2 separate regions of the Homo sapiens genome follow, and region 2 is linked to region 1. A link is an interaction called in ENCODE POLR2A ChIA-PET data of the cell type or tissue named here. Cell type or tissue: HepG2. All regions are shown on one strand. Links, peaks and the distances in the headings refer to the core of each region. The heading gives the core; the rest is flanking DNA.

Region 1 (5,825 bases), core at 1-2,500:
AGGGAAGGCAGGCCAGGCACAGTGGCTCACGCCTGAAATCCTGGCACTTTGGGAGGCTGAGGCGGGCGGATCACAAGGTCAGGAGTTCGAGACCAGCCTGACCAACACGGTGAAACCCCGTCTCTACTAAAAATACAAAAATTAGCTGGGCGTGGTGGCGGGCATCTGTAATCCCAGCTACTCAGGAGGCTGAGGCAGGAGAATCATTTGAACCCGGGAGGTGGAGGTTGCAGTGAGCCAAGGTCACACCACTGCACTCCAGCCTGGGTGACAGAGCCAGACTCCGTCTCAAAAAAAAAAAAAAAAAAAAAAGGAAGAAGGGAAGGCAGGCTGGGGAGGTTGGGGAAAGGAAGCAGGGAGTGCAGATCACTCCCCTTCCATGAGTTGTTTTCTTAAGATGCTAGAACTTGGCCAGGCATGGTGGCTCACCCCTGTAATCCCAGCACTTTGGGAGGCTGAGGCTGGCAGATCACTTGAGGTCAGGAGTTCCAGACCAGCCTGGCCAACATGGTGAAACCCCATCTCTACTAATAATACAAAATTTAGCTGGGTGTGGTGGTGTGCACCTGTGGTCCTAGCTACTTGGGAGGCTGAGACAGGAGAATCACTTGAACCCTGGAGGCACAGGTTGCAGAGAGCTGAGATCGTGCCACTGCACTCCAGCCGAGGTGACAGAGTGAGACTCCGTCTCAAAACCAAAACAAAACAAAAACCAAGGCCGGGTGCAGTGGCTCATGCCTGTAATCCCAGCACTTTGGGAGGCCGAGGTGGGCAGATCACAAGGTCAGGAGATCGAGACCATCCTCGCTAACACGGTAAAACCCCGTCTCTACTAAAAATACAAAAAATTAGACGGGCATGGTGGCGGGCGCCTGTAGTCTCAGCCAATCAGGAGGCTGAGGCAGGAGAATGGCGTGAACCCGGGAGGCGGAGCTTGCAGTGAGCCGAGATCACGCCACTGCACTCCAGCCTGGGCGACAGAGCGAGACTCCGTCTCAAAAACAAGCAAACAAAAAAACAGAAAACAAAAATTAGCCTGGCGTAGTGGCATGTGCCTGTAATTCCAGCTACCCAGGAGGCTGAGGTGGGAGAATCGCTTGAACCCTGGAGGCAGAGGTTGCAGTGAGCCAAGGTCGCACCACTGCACTCCAGCCTGGGTGACAGAGCGAGACTTGGCCTTAAAAAAAAAAAAAAAAGAAAGAAATTAACCAGCCGTGGTGGTGCACGCCCGTAATCCCAGCTACTCAGAAGGCTGAGGCACGAGAATCACTTGAACACGGGAGGCAGAGGTTGCAGTAAGCCAAGATTGTGCCACTGCCCTCCAGCCTGGGCGACAGAGCAAGATTCCATCAAAAAAAAAAAAAAAAAAAAAAAAAAAAGATGGGAGAACTCAGAACTCAAGCATATAGATTATTCAACAGTTCACATAGCCAGATAGTTCAAGGCCAGCTGTGGGCTTTGAATGCCATAGTAAAATGTTTGAACTTTGCCTTCTAGGCAGTAGGGAGCTACTGAAAGTTTAAAGGGATGGTATACTATTATTCTTTCATTCATTTATTCAATAAACGTGTATGTGTGTGTGTGTATTTTTTTTTTAAGAGTCCAGGTCTTGCTCTGTTGCTCAGGCTAGAGTGGAGTGGCATAATCATGGCTCACTGCAGCAACAAACTCCCGGGCTCAAGAGATCCTCCCGCCTTAGCCTCCATGTAACTGGGACTACAGGTGCCTGTCACCAGACCAGGCTAATGTTTTACATTTTTGTAGAGACAGCGTCTTGCTATGTTGCCCAGGCTGGTCTCAAACTCCTGGCCTCAAGTGATGCTCCTGCCTTGGCCTCTCAAAGCACTGGGCAATGTCCCTGGTCTTCAATAAATATTTGATTTATTTAAGCAAATCTTTTTTCTGAGCACCTACTATGTGCTAGGCACCATTCTAAGTACTTAGGATACATAGATAAATAAAATAAAGGTTCTTCCCTTCAAAGAGCTTACATGTCAGCAAGTAAAGGAAAAGATGAGAGAAAATATAATAAATCAGTAAATTATATATCATGTCAAAAGGTGATAGGTGTTATAGAGAAAAGAAAAAGCGGAGAAGGGTGGGAGAATTGGGAATACAGGGGTGGGACACAGGTGGCAGTATTAAACAGGATGGTCAGGGTAGGCTTCATTGAGAAAGAAAGACTTCAGGATGTCTGGGGGAGGAGTGTTCCAGGAAGAGAGAAGAGCAAGTGCAAAGGCCCTGAGACAGGAGCAGCAAGTGCATTTAGAAACAGCAAGGAGGCCAGTGGCTGGAGTGAAGCAGGAAAGGCGGGGAGAGGGTCATGGGTTGGGGGAAGGGACATTGTGCAGGTCTATGCAGGCTATTGTAGGGTGTATGGAGTGAAGATGTCAAGTCAGCAGTTAGATATGGAGCTGGAGATTTGGGGAGCAATGAGCTGGAGAGATAGACTTGAAAGTCATTGGCATATAGATGGTACATCATATCATCATATGAGACTGCATGGGATTGCCAAGAGGTTGAGTGCAGATAGGAAGGAGGCAGAGAAGAGGAAAGGACTGAGCTCCAGGACCCTCTTGCACCAGGCAGGGGAATCAGCAAAGAGACTGTGATGGCATGGCCAGAAAGGAAGGGGAAAACCATGCAGGATCTGGGACCCCAGGGAATCTGAAGGGAAGAGACCAGAAGTCTATGGCAATTGCTCATGAAGAGATGAGGGTCTGGCCAAGGGGCCAGGTGGGAGGAACCAGGTAAGAGATATTATCATCCCAATGTTACCCTTAAAGAAACCAAGGCCCAGAGAGGGGAGAGGTTAAGAACCTGGGTCAAGATCACACAGCTTAAGTGTGACTTCTTCTTTTTATTTTTTATTTTTTTGAGACGGAGTCTCCCTCTGTCACCAGGCTGGAGTGCAGTGGCACAATCTCAGCTCACTGCAACCTCCGCCTCCCGGGTTCAAACAGTTCACCTGCCTCAGCCTCCCGAGTAGCTGGGATTACAGGTGCCTGCCACCACGCCCAGCTAATTTTTGTATTTTTAGTAGAGACGGGATTTCACCATGTTGGTCAGGCTGGTCTCGAACTCCTGACCTCGTGATCTTCCCACCTCAGCCTCCCAAAGAGCTGGGATTACAGGTGTAAGCCATTGTGCCCGGCCAAGTGTGAGTTCTTTTAAGCTGTGTGACCTTGGCCAAGGTGCTTAACCTTTCCCTGCCAAGTCTCAAACACCTCTTTGTCCAGCTACTATGCTTCCATCAAGAATCAATAGGACCTATGTCCCTACAGGTGTCAGGGTAGCTGGCAGAATGGTGATGCCCTTGGCAGAGGCAGGCAAGGCCAAAGGAAGGGCTGGTTCTGGCAGGGAGTGAAGGATCTTACTTTGAGAGGTATTGAATATGAGGTGGCTGCAGACAGATGGTGACGCCATCTGAGAGGCAGCAGGAAGTAGGCGCTGAGGCTCAGGAGGTGATTTGAGCTGTTGATCTGGATTTGGGACTCCTCAGGACAATCTGTGAACAATGATGAGAGAGAGCACCAAGGACCAAGGTCTGAACTTGGGAGCTAGGGCCCATGTCCACAGGGTGAACTGGAAGGAAGATAAGGAGACAGCAAGGAATGCTTGCCAAGAAACCAGGAGACCAGGAAAGAGTAGTTTCCAAGAGATGGGGGAAGCCCACACTGTTGCAGGGAGGTCCTGCATAAAGTCTGAAACGGGTCTATTTAATTCGCCCTTGGAGGCTGGGCATGGTGTCTCACACCTGTAATCCCAGCACTTTGGGAGGCCAAGGCGGGTGGATGACCTGAGGTCAAGAGTTTGAGAACCAGCCTGGTCAACATGGCAAAACCCCGTCTGTACTAAAAATACAAAAATTGGCCGGGCGTGGTGGTGGAAGCCTGTAATCCCAGCTACTCGGGAGGCTGAGGCAGGAGAATCACCTGAATCCCAGAGGCGGAGGTTGCTGTGAGCTGAGATCACACCACTGCACACCAGCCTGGGAGACAGAGCAAGACTCTGCCCAAAAGAAAAAAAAAAATTGTAGTTGGAAGGACTTCTGGTTCTATAGGGTGGATTGAACACAAGACTTTATCTCCAGTCCTTCCTGATTTTCCATCAAAGTGACAGTAAGGAATAAAGAATGTAAACCTACAAGGACAAAGAGAAGAGGAGACAACAGCAGACAAGATATTAACACCTTTTTGGAAAGTGAGAAACAGGTTGAGGAGTGATCACTGACACAGCAGAGAACAACTGAAACCAAAGGCCATTTGGAGTCTGTAAAAGCTCGGGGATTGGAGGGCTGAAGGAGGCAAGGGGAAGAGCAGGGCTGAAAGCAGCGGCTGCTAGGAGAATGCATAAGGAGAGATGAAACACCCAAGATACTTATCCATCTCCTCTCAAAGCCAGGCAAATTCCAGCCACCTCACAGAAGACCAGCAGTTTATTCTGTGGAATTAAGTAAAAGTCTGCATACTGAAGGATAGAACCCTCAGCCCTCACTCCTAAATTGGTCCCAGAGAAAAGACCTCCAGATTCTTCCAGTTGTTGGGGGAGTCTTCCCTAAAGGACCAGGTTCCTACTTGATCACTCTGCAGTGAAGCCCAACAGCCAATAAGCTTGGTCCTCGGTACTCTGTCTTCAGTAGCTGTTTCTTGGTCCTTGGTCCTTGGTACTCTCACTCATCATTGTTCACAGATTGCCCTGAGGAGTCCCAGATCCAGTCCCAAATCCACCTGCCCCCAACACACAGAGCAGCCAACTCTTTAGTGTCTTACTCCAAAATATTGAGACAGCCAAGCCGCAAGAATCACCACAGGTCGGGTGCAGTGACTCACGCCTGTAATCCCAGCACTTTGGGAGGCCGAGGCAGGCGGATCACTTGAAGTCAGGAGTTCGAGACCAGCCTGGCCAACATGGCAAAACCCCTCTACTAAAAATACAAAAATTAGCTGGGCATTGTGACACGTGCCTGTAATCCCAGCTACTCGGGAGGCTGAGGCAGGAGAATTTCTTGAACCTCAGAGGCAGAGGTTGCAGTGAGCTGAGATCGTACTACCACACTCCAGCCTGGGCGACAGAGGGAGACTCCATCTCAAAAAAAAAAAAAAAAAGTCACCACACATTTGAGGAAAAATTCTGTTAAAATAAAAACTTTAGACAAATTAAATTTAGCAGAGTTTATCTGAGCAAAGAACAATTCATGAATCAGCCAGCATCCTGAACCAGTAGAGGTTCACAGAGTTTTACCACCCAGCAGTATGGGCAGGCAGTATTAATGGACAGAGAAAGGAATTGATGTATAGAAACAGCTTGATTGGCGACAGATCAGTATTTGCCTTATTTGGGCATGGTGCAATGAGGTGTTTGCCTTATGTGGACATGTTCTGATGATCTGGCAGCTTGTGATTGGCTGAAAATTCTGCTATATTTGGCTGAGACTTGGCTGCTTATTGTAAGAATATACTCTCAAGTTACGTTGCAGTTTGTTTACATATTGAATTATGCTACAGTCCACTATGTATGGAGTCAGCTTTATACCTGGGTGACAGAGTGAGACTTTGTCAAAAAAAGAAGGAGAGGAGAGGAGAGAGAGGAGAGAGATGAGGGGTGGGGAGGGGAAGGGAGGAAAGGAGAAAGGAAGGAAGGAAAGAAGGAAGGGAGGGAGGGAAGGGAAGGAGGGAGGGAAGAAGGGAAAGAAAGAAGGAAGGAAGGAAGGAAGAAAGAGAGAGAGAGAAAGGAAGGAAGGAAGGAAATAGGCAACACATAAAATAAATTTTTTTAATAGGATCACAGGTCACTGTGAACAATAGCCGTTCATTAAATGACTT
Region 2 (2,500 bases), core at 1-2,500, 540 kb before region 1:
TGGGTGCCCAGGACCTGCTAAAGCCACACGAGCTCTCCAAACCCGTCAGCCGCTCCTTGCATGACCGAGCAGGACCGACCACTTACTGCGCATGTACTCGAGGCATCATCTTTTCTGTACACCCAGGCCCATGAGGTGCTTACTCCCATGAACCCCATTTTGCAAATGGGGACCCGAGGGACTCGGTGGCCTCTTTAGGGCACAATCAGCAGCGGAACCCAAACCTGCCTGGCTCAGAGGCTCCGGAGGCGGGACACCGCCACCTCTCCCCCAAGTGCAGCGAGCACCCTCCTCCCCAGCCTTTGCCTTGTTTACACCCTGCTCCCCAGCAGCTGTGGATACGAGTGCACAGGGCACACCCTCGCACACACCCACAGGCATGCACATGCCACATGCACACAATTACACACACTCCCCCGCTGGCTCAGCACCCCCTCTGCTCCCACACAGGGCTGCAGGGCCCTCCTCCCACTCACTCACCCTCTCCTCCCGCCCCCACCGCCCATTATCAGCCCCACACTCTCAGCAAGCCTCCTGGCTTCTGCCTGCATCCACCCCTCCTCCTTCTCATTCCTGGGGCTCTGGACTGGCTCTGGAGCCCTGGAAAGCAGGGTTTGGGTGGATCTCCACATTACCTTGGGCTGGGCTTGGGAGCTCCGGATCTCACCAAGGGACTCCTGGGGGCCTTGATTACTGCAGAGGTCAGCAGGCCCAGAGACCCCAGCCTCCCTGCAGGTCCTGGGGAGGGGTGGGGGCAATGCCTCTCCCGCCTGTTGGTGCCTGTCTGTCACTGCACCACTGCTTCAGGCCTCCCTTATATAAGCCCAGTTCTCTCTCTGGCCTGCAAGGGGTGGGCAGCCCAGAGGCCAGCGCCACTCGTCCCCAATCTCCCTTCTTAGGATCAAGAACCGGCCCAAGGTTGACATTTGGTGCACCAGGCCCCTGAGGGGCTTCAGGGCAAGGCCAGGGACCTCGGGGAAAATCCTCATCCTCTCCCCTCCATTCCAAGAGTAGCCTGGGCCCCTTGCCCTGGAGGAGCCCTGGCCCTGTGAGGGAGGCTGGCAGGCGCTGCCCGCTGTCACTCCATGCCGGTGCCCTTTGCTCCACTTCAGTGGCCACGTGACCAGGCCCCATTCCTGCCCTCTAGGGTTGTTGAGCAGCCACAAAAGGGGTGGTGCCAGCAGCTGGGGCACTCTCCCTAAGTGAGACTGGGACTTTGACCATGCCCACCCCCACCCACTGCCCAGCACAGTCAGGAAGTGGCTTAGCCTCCCAGCTCCCACCCGCTTCATCCCCACCTGCCTCCTGGGAAGGGGCCTCAGGCCCCACTCTGCAGTGGGTCTCCTCCCCCTCCTCTCCCCACCTGCCCCTAGCACTGCCTGTGTGCGGGCCCTCTCTCCCCTAAGAATCATATGAGCATGAAGGTCTATTTTGGGTGCGTTTAGGGAGCAAGGGATTCGGAGCCACATAGGCCTGGATGAGAGAATCTCAGCTCTGTGTGTTAACTTCCTCATCTGTAAAATGGGTCCAGCAGTAGCGCCCACCTCTGGGGTTCTTGTGGAGGTGAAAGTGGGGCAGGAGGGAAGCACAGGGTGGACCTGGCTATTGGTACCCAGTAAATGCCACCATCACCATCAGCAGCGGCATCACCGTCAGGGCCCGTGTTGGCCGTTGGCCACGTGGTGTAGACTTGGAGTCTGCAAGAGCTAGGTTTGAATCCCAACCTGCTGCTTACTATGTGGCCTGGGGCATATCACTAACCTCTCAGTGCTGGTCTCGTTGTCTGCAAAAACAGGGAAATACCTTGTGCTCATCAAGGCTGTTGGCAGATGAGAGACCCTGTGTGGGACTCGGCACAAGTGGGTGTTAGTGGTCGCTATGTTCTTCTCCAGGGAGACAGGTGAGGTCTTAGGAGTGCCAGCCTGATTGTCTGCTGGGGTGGCAGGGATGGTGATGGGGGCTGAGAGAAAGGCTGATCTTTTCTGCTGTTGGGGCCCCCAGCCCCATCAGCAGCCACAGCTCCTCCTATCGGGCTCTGTGCAGAGCTCTGGGTAGGGAGGGGTGGGCGGTGAGCTCTGGGCCTGAGACAGCCCCCTTCGTGTGGCAGTGGGGCAGGTCTCCAGGGCACAGGGGCTCCAACATGCTGTGATTCAGAGCCTACAAGCAGTGGGAGAGTATCAGATGCTGCCTGGGGGCTCAGAGGATGCATGCAGCTGTTGACAGTGTTTGAGCCACCAGCCATAATAAGAGCAAGCATTAGAGAGTGCTCACTATGTGCTAGGCACTGTGCTAATCATCACATGGAATTCTCACCACAAAGCAGTCATAAATAGATATAACAATCCCCATTTTCCTAATGAGCAAACTCAGGCCCAGAGAGGTTCCATGACTTACCCAGAGCCACACAGCTCCAAGTGCTTAAAGAGCCAGGTCTGGGTCCAGAGCTGGTTCTTTCACTCTCTTCTCTGTCAGGCAAGAGCGAGAAGAGCAGCAATACTAG

Evidence for each region. Peaks named below come from ENCODE experiments on the same cell type or tissue, not always from the same donor. Only the 100,000 strongest peaks of a DNase experiment are listed, where the experiment ranks them.
Region 2: POLR2A ChIA-PET joins it to region 1 with 6 read pairs; 1 of 35 experiments calls an interaction of 5 or more read pairs at or near these places.

What each region holds. Positions count from the first base shown.
Region 1 is chr17:50,644,021-50,649,845 of GRCh38, forward strand. The region is part of intron 1 of ABCC3 (ATP binding cassette subfamily C member 3); the gene reads left to right. Among named protein-coding and RNA genes, the nearest start is that of ABCC3, 12 kb to the left of the region's middle. In HepG2, for the core only: no CTCF peak of the experiment used is centred there; a DNase peak (open chromatin) is centred at 1,461.
Region 2 is chr17:50,101,218-50,103,717 of GRCh38, forward strand. All of the region lies in intron 2 of PDK2 (pyruvate dehydrogenase kinase 2), which reads left to right. PDK2-AS1 (PDK2 antisense RNA 1) reads right to left here and starts at 1,179. Exons shown (of 2, transcript XR_007065842.1): 1 at 636-1,179. RefSeq lists an enhancer at 1-396. In HepG2, for the core only: no CTCF peak of the experiment used is centred there; DNase peaks (open chromatin) are centred at 491, 834 and 1,154.